Linked DNA regions of Homo sapiens: region 1 is linked to region 2. Evidence: chromatin contacts called from ENCODE Hi-C or POLR2A ChIA-PET data. All regions are on one chromosome and are shown on one strand. The core of a region is the stretch at or near the end of the contact, and the rest is flanking DNA. Distances in the headings are between cores, read along the strand shown. Region 1 has its middle 11 kb from the start of USP10. Region 2 overlaps COTL1 (coactosin like F-actin binding protein 1).

The links. Hi-C counts contacts between places; a loop is a spot of excess contacts on that map. ChIA-PET counts read pairs that join two places held with the same protein, here RNA polymerase II (POLR2A). Pooled maps may share reads with other maps.
Region 1: a pooled map shows a loop between it and region 2 (4-fold over the local background). The contact joins two enhancer-like sites. A Hi-C loop is called at or near these places in 3 of 50 pooled maps. POLR2A ChIA-PET finds 5 or more read pairs at or near these places in 4 of 52 experiments (A673, BJ, H1 and 1 more).

The regions. Positions count from the first base shown.
Region 1 is chr16:84,686,319-84,691,593 of GRCh38, reverse strand. No RefSeq gene overlaps it. Among named protein-coding and RNA genes, the nearest start is that of USP10, 11 kb to the left of the region's middle. Within about 2 kb of position 3,738, at least 4 of the 41 ENCODE cell types and tissues checked have a DNase peak (open chromatin) inside an H3K27ac peak, as active enhancers do.
Region 2 is chr16:84,590,976-84,595,625 of GRCh38, reverse strand. All of the region lies in intron 2 of COTL1 (coactosin like F-actin binding protein 1), which reads left to right. Among named protein-coding and RNA genes, the nearest start is that of COTL1, 25 kb to the left of the region's middle. RefSeq lists an enhancer at 1,435-1,734. Within about 2 kb of position 1,250, at least 18 of the 41 ENCODE cell types and tissues checked have a DNase peak (open chromatin) inside an H3K27ac peak, as active enhancers do.

The sequences.
Region 1 (5,275 bases), core at 2,489-4,988, 93 kb before region 2:
CCAACATCAAAGTCAGCTCAGCAATCTGCCCTAGGAGGGAGGGAGGACCCGTGGAGGGAGCACAGAGCTCTGCCTCTCATCTGAGCCTCACTCGGATCTCTTTGCTCGTTGATAGCATGTTGAATGGACTAGAACACCCACTTTTTTTTTCTTCTAATTCTTTTACTCTTTTATTTTTGGTGGCAGAACTCACATAGCTGACGTCTCTTCTTAAGTGAGGATCTATATAATGCAGTTCCTCACTTAAACATTATACTCATTTCCCGTGTCTCTGCCCCTCCCCAGACAGTGGGCCAAATTTAGGCACCATCATCTTCAAAGACTTTGGCCAGGAGAAAAAACTGCTAAAGAAAGGCAATAAGAAAAAAATAAAAGACACATTATTGATCCATTCTTCCTTTTTGTTTTTTTAGATAGGGTCTCACTCTGTCACCCAGGCTGGAGTGCAGTGGCGCCATCTCAGCTCACTGCAATCTCCGCCTCCTGGGCTCAAGCAATTCTCGTGCCTCAACCTCCAGAGCAACTGAGACTACAGGTACACAGAACCACACCCAGTTAATTTTGTTTACTTTTTGTGGAGACAGGGTCTCCCTATGTTGCCCCGCTGGTCTTGAACTCCTGGGCTCAAGTGATCCACCTACCTAGGCCTCCCAAAGTGCTGGGATTACAGGCATGAGTCACTATGCCTGGCCTGGGTACCAGTCTTAATTCAGCCCCCCAAGTCACTCTTAAGACCTTGGAGAAATCACTAATTTTCTGTAACTTGGTTCCTACATAAGGAAGAAAGCCCTGTTTGTCCTGCATGCTTCGTTGAGTAGACACTGAGATCAACGGAGATGATGAAGGTGGTGGCAACTTCAGTCATGTGAAATGATACATTGGCTGCAATGTGTTCATATTATCAATGAGTTGAAGTGGGTGACATTATTATTTAATGCTCCTTCATTTTTCTTGCTCCAGTCACCCTTACAAACCCTTCCTTTTCCCACTCATCCAAGAATTTCTTCTGTTTCATCAATTTTCCTGTGATGTAGGTTTTTTCTTCTTTGCCAGACCACCCAGAGAACAAAAGCATTCTTTCAATCTTCTTTAGCCTACAAAAAAAGTATATTTTTCTACTCTAAAGGCAAGATTGATTATTTTAACAGAATTATACAATTTTGAAGAAAAAAATAATCTGTGACCCCAGCATTCTAGCACAAACACTGATTGTTTGATTTTTTAAAGCTTGTTGTTAACATGAATGTGATGGGAATCTACAAAATAGACTGTGGAGTCCGAGGGTCCAAGCTCAGTTCCCAGCTCTCCCGCTTAGCGGCAGGAAGCTGTGGGCAAGGCTGCTCCTGGAAACCTTTTACTTCATTTGTAATATGGGGGTAATGATGCCTTTCACACAGGTCACTGTCAGGATTAAATGAGACGGTGTGCATCAGCTATGGTAGGGTAAACTGAGGTACATGGAGAAGCATCAGCAAAGCTACCCCAGGAAGCTGATACCAAGGGTCCCTTCAAAGGGTGTGGCATAGAGGAATGGAGAGAAGGGTGATCCAGGAGGAATGGAGAGAAGGGTGATCCAGGAAAAACCGGGATAGTTCACCCAGCACTTCCAAGGTGCCAGGGTGGATTCGCAGCTGAGTTTCCTGGGAGAGTGAGGGAGTCTTGGCAGAGATGGCGCTGGAGAATTGGGCAGTGGTCTGGTCACATAATATTGTGAACCATTTACTGAGCACCGTGTGTCAAGCACTCAGATTAAACCCTTTATATGCATCACTCATTCATTTTCTCCTGTATTTATTTATTTGACAAAAGCGTGGTGAACGGGCCAGGAGTGGGGACTCATGCCTGTAATCCCAGCACTTTGGGAGGCTGAAGTGGGCAGATCACTTGAGATCAGGAGTTCAAGACCAGCCTGACCAACATGGTGAAACCCTGTCTCTACTAAAAATACAAAAAATTAGCTGGGTATGGTGGTGCATGCCTGTAATCCCAGCTACTCAGGAGTCTGAGGCATGAGAATCACTTGAACCCAGGAGGTGGAGGTTGCAGTGAGCTGAGATCACACCACTACACTCCAGTCTGGGTAACGGGGCGAGAGGCCATCTCATAAAAATAAATAAATAAAAATTAAAAAGTGTGGTGAGCTCCTACTGTATGGAAATATTAGATGCCAAAGATGTGAGGGTAAGTTGAACAAAATTCCTGTGTTGTCGAGTCACTGCTTCCATCTGTCTCCATTGTCACGTGCCTTCTTTCCTGTTTGGCTCTGTCTCTACGTCACGCCATAAAACCAGCACAGACAATTTTTCCTCCAGAGCTGAATCAGACTTCAGGTGGTCCGTCTGAGCCCTGAATTATGGCTCCCTCTGTGCAGACGTGTTATCTGAAACCTGTTTATCCTTAAACACCAACATCAAACTCAGCTCAGCAACCTGCCCTAGGAGGGAGGGAAGGCACATGGGGGGAACATGGATTAGCCTGTAAACTAAGGAATGAGGAGGGACAGGAGCAGACGTAGGTTTGAACAAGATCTCTCTGGCTGCCGTGTGAAGAGTAGCCTGGGAGGGATAAGGGCGAAACAGTAGGATATTGCACTTAGTAGGATGTTACTAGAATCTCCGCCGGTCAACTAAGAATGTACACAGTATGTATATAAATGTGGACGTATTCAGATTCTGTATGCATGTTTTAGTCCATTTTCGTACTGCTATGAAGAAATACCTAAGACTGGGTACTTTATTAAGAAAAAGAAGTTTAGACTGGGTGTGATGGCTCATGCCTCTAATCCCAGCACTTTGGGAGGCTGAGGTGGGAGGATCACCTGAGGTCAGGAGTTCGAGACCAGCCTGGCCAAAATGGCGAAACTCTGTCTCTACTAAAAACACAAAAATTAGCCAGGCATCATGGTGGCACACACCTGTAATCCCAGCTACTCGGGAGACTGAGGCAGGAGAATCGCTTGAACCCGGGAGGCAGAGGTTGCAGTAAGCCAAGATCGTGCCACTGCACTCCAGCCTTGGCAACAGAGTGAGATGCCATCTCAAAAAAAAGAAAGGAAGGAAGGAAGAAAAAAAAAACAGGTTTAATGGACTCACAGTTCCACATGGCTGGGGAGGCCTCATAAGCATGGCGGAAGGTGAAGGAGAAGCAAAGGCACATCTTACATGGTGGCAGGCAAGAGAGCATGTGCAGGGGAACTGCCCCTTATAAAACCATCAGATCTCAGGAAACTTATTCACTGTGATGAGAACAGCACAGGAAAAACCTACCCCCATGATTCAATCACCTCCCACTGCATCCCTCCCACGACACATGCGGATTATGGGAGCTACAATTCAAGATGAGATTTGGGTGGGGACACAGCTAAACCATATCAATGCACATATATACACGCTTGCTCTCAGCACATACTGTTAGACAGGTAGCTTGTTTCCAGCATCTCACCATCATTGACAGCACTGCCGTGAAGTGTTTATTTCTTAACAGATCTTTCCCCGATTTTATTATATTAAGTAAGTAAATAAGCAATGACTTGGTGGATGGTGAGCATTTTACATCTTACCCCGCAAGGGTTTCCCAACAGCTGTCCCTCTTCAGAAAGGAGGCCACTTAATGCTGATGAAATTGGACAGGAGATGAATTTTTTTTTTTTTTTTGGTCCCGTTGCATGCTGGTGAGTCAAAGCCACAGGGTTTCCTGGTTCTGCTCTAACGATCATGATCTTGCTCTTGTAGTTCTTGCTTTCCATTGTAAGCCTCAACACAAGGCATGATCCCTGACATGTGACGAGAGCTCAACCAATACTTGATGAATTAATCATGAGCTGAGGCCCCAGAGAACATCTGAATGGTAGCTAAAGTCTCTGGACAAGGAGGCGAATGGGCTTCATACCCTCAAAAACCATCTTTATGTTTTCTCCTGAGTAGAGATTCCCTTTCCCCACCCCATGACAAACTAGGTTTTCCAGATTGAAGAGATTACCCAGCTAGTGACAGACACCTTGAATCTTTCCTGGATTCTAGCAACATCCTAGTAAGTGTGATATCCTACAATTTTTTTTTTTTTTTTTTTTTTTTTTTTTTTTTTTGTAGACAGAGTCTCTCTCTGTCACCCAGGCTGAAGTGCAGTGGTGCAATCTCGCCACACTGCAACCTCTGCCTCCCGGGTTCAAGTTATTCTCCCACCTCAGCCTCCCTAGTAGCTGAAATTACAGGCACCTGCGACCATGCCCGGCCTAATTTTTTGTATTTTTAGTAGCGACGGGGTTTCATCATATTGGTCAGGCTGGTCTCGAACTCCTGACCTCAGGTGATCTGCCAACCTCGGCCTCCCAAAGTGCTGGGATTACAGTCAGGAGCCACCGCGCCTGGCCTAATGTTTTATGATTTTTTTCAGAATGATATTTTCAAGATTTTGATCTTCTGGGATTTCAACATTTGGGATTATGGCATTCTGGATTGTGTCTTTTGGGATTATGATCCCAATCCACTCAAGGTCACCTTGAAGATTTCTTCCTGAGTTTAACAGCCCTGATCTGTCTCTGAGAGATTAGAAGTGGCTGCCTGTTCTCTGACACTCTTGGCATTGAGAGGTGGAGTCTATTTTCTGTCCCCTAGAAGCTGAGCCAGCCCTGTGACTTGCTTTGACCAATAGCGTGCAGTGGAGGTGATGCTGTGTCAACTCCAGGGCTGGGCCTTTGTCTTGTGTGCTCAGGATGTTCCCTCGTGGAACCCAGCCCTCAGCTGCATGGAGAGGCCATGTAGAGGAGAACTAAGGTGCTTAGCCTGGTCACGACCCCAGATGATGGCAACCCCAGCTGTCTCCAGAGAAAAGAACTGCCCAGTTGAGCCTAGCCAACCCACAATATTGTGACAGATAATAAATGGTGGTTGTTGCCAGGTCACTGTGGCTCACGCTTGTAATCCCAGCATTTTGAGAAGCCGAGGTAGGAGAATTGCTTGAGCCCAGGAGTTCAAGACCAGACTGAGCAACATAGCAAAACCTTTTCTCTACAAAAAATTTAAAAGTTAGCTGGGTATGGTGGTATGCACCTGTGGTCCCAGCTACTGGGGCGGCTGAGGTAGGAGGATCCCTTGAGCCTGGAAGGTTGAGGCTACAGTGAGCCATGATCACACCATCGCACTCCAGCCTGGGCAACAGAGTGAGACCCTGACTCAAAAAAAAAAAATTTCATGCCAATATGTAGTGAACGCATGACAGAGATTCACTTACCTCATTAATGAGAGCCCCACCAGGGCAGTCAAGTTGCTCCAAAGGA
Region 2 (4,650 bases), core at 1-2,500:
AGGGAGCCTAGGGCTCCCCACTGCTGATGTGGGGCTGTGACTGCCACTGGGGTTTGTGGACCCAATTTGTTCAGAAGAGGGAAAGTAACTAAACCAGGGATGAAGAACTAGCGATTCCCCTTCCACTGCCCAGTGTGAGGTCAAAAGGGACCGAGAACCTCCTTCAGGGTGAGCAGGGTTGGGGAGAGGCCTCCAGTCTGCCGGGCAGCTGCAAAAACGGTGCGCAGACCAACAGGTTTTCCGTCTCCGACTCAGCTGACCCGTCACTGTCGTGCCAGATCTCTAGCAGCAAACATTTGTAAGCATAACGTGACTCGGATTTTCAAAAACAGGCCTGTCAGCAATCTTGTTGACCAAACCATTGTCGGATAAGCACGCAGCAGTCACCTAGCAAACCACGTCCCTCTTTACCCCGCTCCCCCACGATCATTTAAATGACATCAGGCTGTGGTTCTGGAAGGTTCCCAGTGTCCTTGGGGTTGTGGGTGTAACTTACTTATTGTACATCTATCTTGTGCCAGGCCCTGGGCTGGTACTTGGGACACAGGGACAATGCCTGTGGTTCTTCAACAAGAATCTGTGACCCTCCGGGGGCAAAGGGTGTTGCCCAAGGTAGACCTGGGGAGGTCTGAAAGAGGGGAAGGGTGGATGTGGAGGGTTGGAGGTGCGCAGAGCATGGCCGGCATGTGGAGGCACTTGGCAGCCAGCAGAGAGGGCAGACGCTGGAAAAGCCATGGAGCTCCGCAGAGGAGCCAGCCAGAGCCGTGGGAGGGGGCGACACTGAGAAGAGAGAGAGGCTGGGAGAGCTGGCTCAGCCCGAAGCCTTGGCCATGGGCTGAACACATGGTTGAGGTCCCCAAAAACTGCGTTGGCCCAAAGCAGGGCTGGTAACTTACCTCCATGGAGGCTTGGGCCAGGGATGGGTAGTTTGGATCCAAGTCCGGGCTGACCAATGTGGAAATGGGAACCCGAGAGCGGTTACCATGGAAACACACTCACCGTGTTCTTTTGCTTGTGAAATGCAGTCGGAGGCGGATGTTCAGCCCCTCCTCCCCCTCAGGTCAAGGCTGCCATTTAATTAAGCACTTTGGTGTTGATGCTCTGACGACACTCCTCAAAACAGAGCCCTGGCTTCCCAGACACCACGGGGACTGCTGAGAAATGCTCTCGAGCTAAAGCGCTGCTCCCCCACACTCCAAGTCTGCACCAGCCGCCTGTGGCTGCGCACTTTGCACCTTACAAGTGAGGAACTGCCATCTCTTGCACCAGTCTCGTTTCCTGTGCGCTGTGGCCACCTGGCAGCCCCGCCCTGTGTCAGGAGCTTTAGGTTGGAGGTTCCACCCTGATGGGCTAGGTGGGTTTTGTAGCTTTCACTTTCAGTCATCATGGTCAACTGATAAGGGAGGCGTGAAATCACCCCATTTTGGAAGGATCCCAAATGTCTATCAACTGATGCACTGATAAGCAAAATGTGCTCTCTCCATGCAATGGAGTGCTGTTCAGCCATAAAAGGAATGAAGTGGTGACCCGCACATGCGGCAGCAGGGATGATCCTTGGAGATGTGACGCTGAGTGAAAGCCAGACCGCAGAGGCCACATAGCATATGAGTCCATTTCAATGAAATGTCCAGCACAGGCCAATCCATAGAGACAGAAAGTGGAAGAGTGGCTGCCAGGGCCTGGGGGAATGGGGTGGAGAATGGGGAGTGACTGTTCTTGAGGACGGGAGTTCTCGTTGGAGTGGTGAAATTAGATAGTAGCGATGATGGCACAACATTGTGAGTGTCCTTAAAGCCACTGAATTGGATGCTTTAAAGTGGTTAAAATGGCCGGGCGCGGTGGCTCACGCTTGTAATCCCAGCACTTTGGGAGGCCGAGGTGGGCGGATCACGAGGTCAGGAGATCAAGACCACGGTGAAACCCCGTCTCTACTAAAAATACAAAAAATTAGCCGGGCGTGGTGGCGGGCGCCTGTAGTCCCAGCTACTCGGGGGGCTGAGGCAGGAGAATGGTGTGAACCCGGGAGGCGGAGCTTGCAGTGAGCCGAGATCGCGCCACTGCACTCCAGCCTGGGCGACGGAGCGAGACTCCCTTCTCAAAAAAAAAAAAAGTGGTTAAAATGGTGAATTTTGTTATGTGACTTTTATCTCAATAAAGAAAAGAACGTGTTTTACAGGTGAGGCAGCCCAGGCTGATGTTTGGGAATTCAGGCACAGTCCCCGGGGCATGGGAGGTGGGGCCCTCACCCCTCGGGGTCTCCTGTGCCCTGGACTCCTCTGTCCTCACCTTCTCACATCCAGTTGGTCACCAGGCCCTGTGGATTCACCTGCGCAGTGTCCCTGAGACCATCCTTCCTTCTATCCCTGCTGCGTTGTTACCTACTGACCCCCAGATAGCCATGGCCTGGTGGGGCATTTCCCTGGAGAAAGGGGGCTGAGCACACACACCCAAGGTGTCCAGGCCCTTGGCTCTGGCCTCGTGTTGAGAGTCTGGCCACATCACGTGGCCTCTGAGCCTCCAGCCCTTATCAATGAAGGTGATTTGGATGTTGATGATGAAAGTGGCCATGACGTCTCTACCTCATCTGCCTCCCAGCGTTGTTACAAAGACCAAATGAGATGAAATAGAAGCATGTTTTGTAAACTGAAAAGTGGTGTGCCAATGTGAGTGGTGATGACGATCAGTTTCCTTTAAGAAGTAAGTGTTGTGGAGTCCCTGACCCTGGACTGCAGCTAGGATCACGCATTCATGGTCTGCTGAGAGCTGCGTGTTCCTTAGCTCCCGGGGACAAATGGATGACCCGTTAGACCACCCGGCTTCTTGTTGAAGGCGAACGTGCTGGTTACCCCCTCCGGTTTTGAGATAATCACCAGGAAGTGAGCTTGTCAGCTGCAGGCCAGTATCTCCTGTAGACAGGTGGTTTGTGTCCTTGGGTCTTGGTGCTAACCTACATGCTTCGTGCGGGACTCTGCAGGGACGTACTTAGATTCTAGGAAGAAACGCAGATTGATTTTTTTTTTTTTTTTTAACTCAGTGTGATCCTTTGACCAGTAGCATCAGCATCACTGGGAAGCTTCTTAGAAGCGTAGACCCCAGAGCTGTTTAATCAGAAGCTGCGTTTAAGATTTCCCCAGTGATTCAAATCCACACAATGTTTGAGAAGCAAACATATCGCTCTACGATATCATTAGGTGCCTGAGAAACCCTCACACCAGCAACTAAACGCCCTGAGAGAGCATCAGTTTATGCAAGTGGCTAATACAAGGTGAATGACTCCAAACCAGTGGCATCCCTATGTGCCAGCAACCACCACTTAGGAATTGTAATGAGATCTTGGTGATAATGGCAGTTAAAATATGAACTGTTTGTGAAGTAAGCTGAATAAGGATATGTGATCCCCTCAAGAGGCACAGAACTTTGTTGGAAAACACAAAAGGGGTCCCAATTAAATGGGGACACCAACGGTTTACAGCAGAGGTTCTCAACTGGGGGTGTTCTGCCCCCTTTGGAGGACATCTGCAATGTATGGAGGCATTTTTGTTTGTCATAACTGGTGGGGCCAGGTGAGGGGTGCTGCTCAGCACCCTGCAATTTACGGGATGGTTCCTACCAGAGAGAATGATCTGGCCCCAGATGCCAGTTGAGCTGATGTTGAACAATTTTGGTTTATCCTAGTGGGGTACACATGCACCCGCATGCACACGCACACACATGCAATGCACACATACACATGCACGCACATATTTTTATTTTATTTTATTTTATTTTATTTTATTTTATTTTATTTTATTTTATTTTATTTGAGACAGGGTCTCAGTTGGCCACCCAGGCTGGAGTACAGTGGCGTAATCTCTACTCAACTGCAGTCTCAACCTCCTGGGCTCAAGTGATCCTCCCACCTTAGCCTCCCTGGTAGCTGGGACTACAGGTGCCTGCCACCGTGCCCAGCTAATTTTTTGGTTTTTTTTTTTTTTTTTTTTTTTTTTTTTTTAGAGAGGTGATTTCTCCATGTTGCCCAGGTTGGTCTCAAGCTCTTGGGCTGAAGTGATCCTCCCACCTTTGCCTCCCAAAGTGCTGGGATTACAGGGGTGAGCCACCATACCTGGCCAATACACACATCACTTTAAAAATTCAAAAAATCAGGCTGGGCGCGGTGGCTCACGCCTGTAATCCCAGCACTTTGGGAGGCTGAGGCGGGTGGAATACAAGGTCAGGAGATCAAGATTCATCCTGGCTAACACAGTGAAACCCCATCTCTACTAAAAATACAAAAAATTAGCCAGGTGTGGTGGTGGGCGCCTGTAGTCCCAGCTACTCGGGAGGCTGAGGCAGGAGAATGGTGTGAACCCTAGAGGCCAAGCTTGCAGTGAGTCGAGATCGCGCCACTGCACTTCAGCCTGGGCGACAGAGCGAGACTCTGTCTCAAAAAAAAAAAAAAAAATTCCAGAATATCAAATGATATTTTGATAATACAGAGCAGTGGAGGGTGGGGGAACTTAGCATAGTGGATTGTGAAACAAATTTTAAAGTCATGATAATAAAAACAGTGTGGCATTGAAATAAAACTTAATGTGGATCAATGGAACAAAATAGCCCTCAAAGCCATTTTAATAAAAATGACTATATAAGATAGAACAAGCATAACACAGC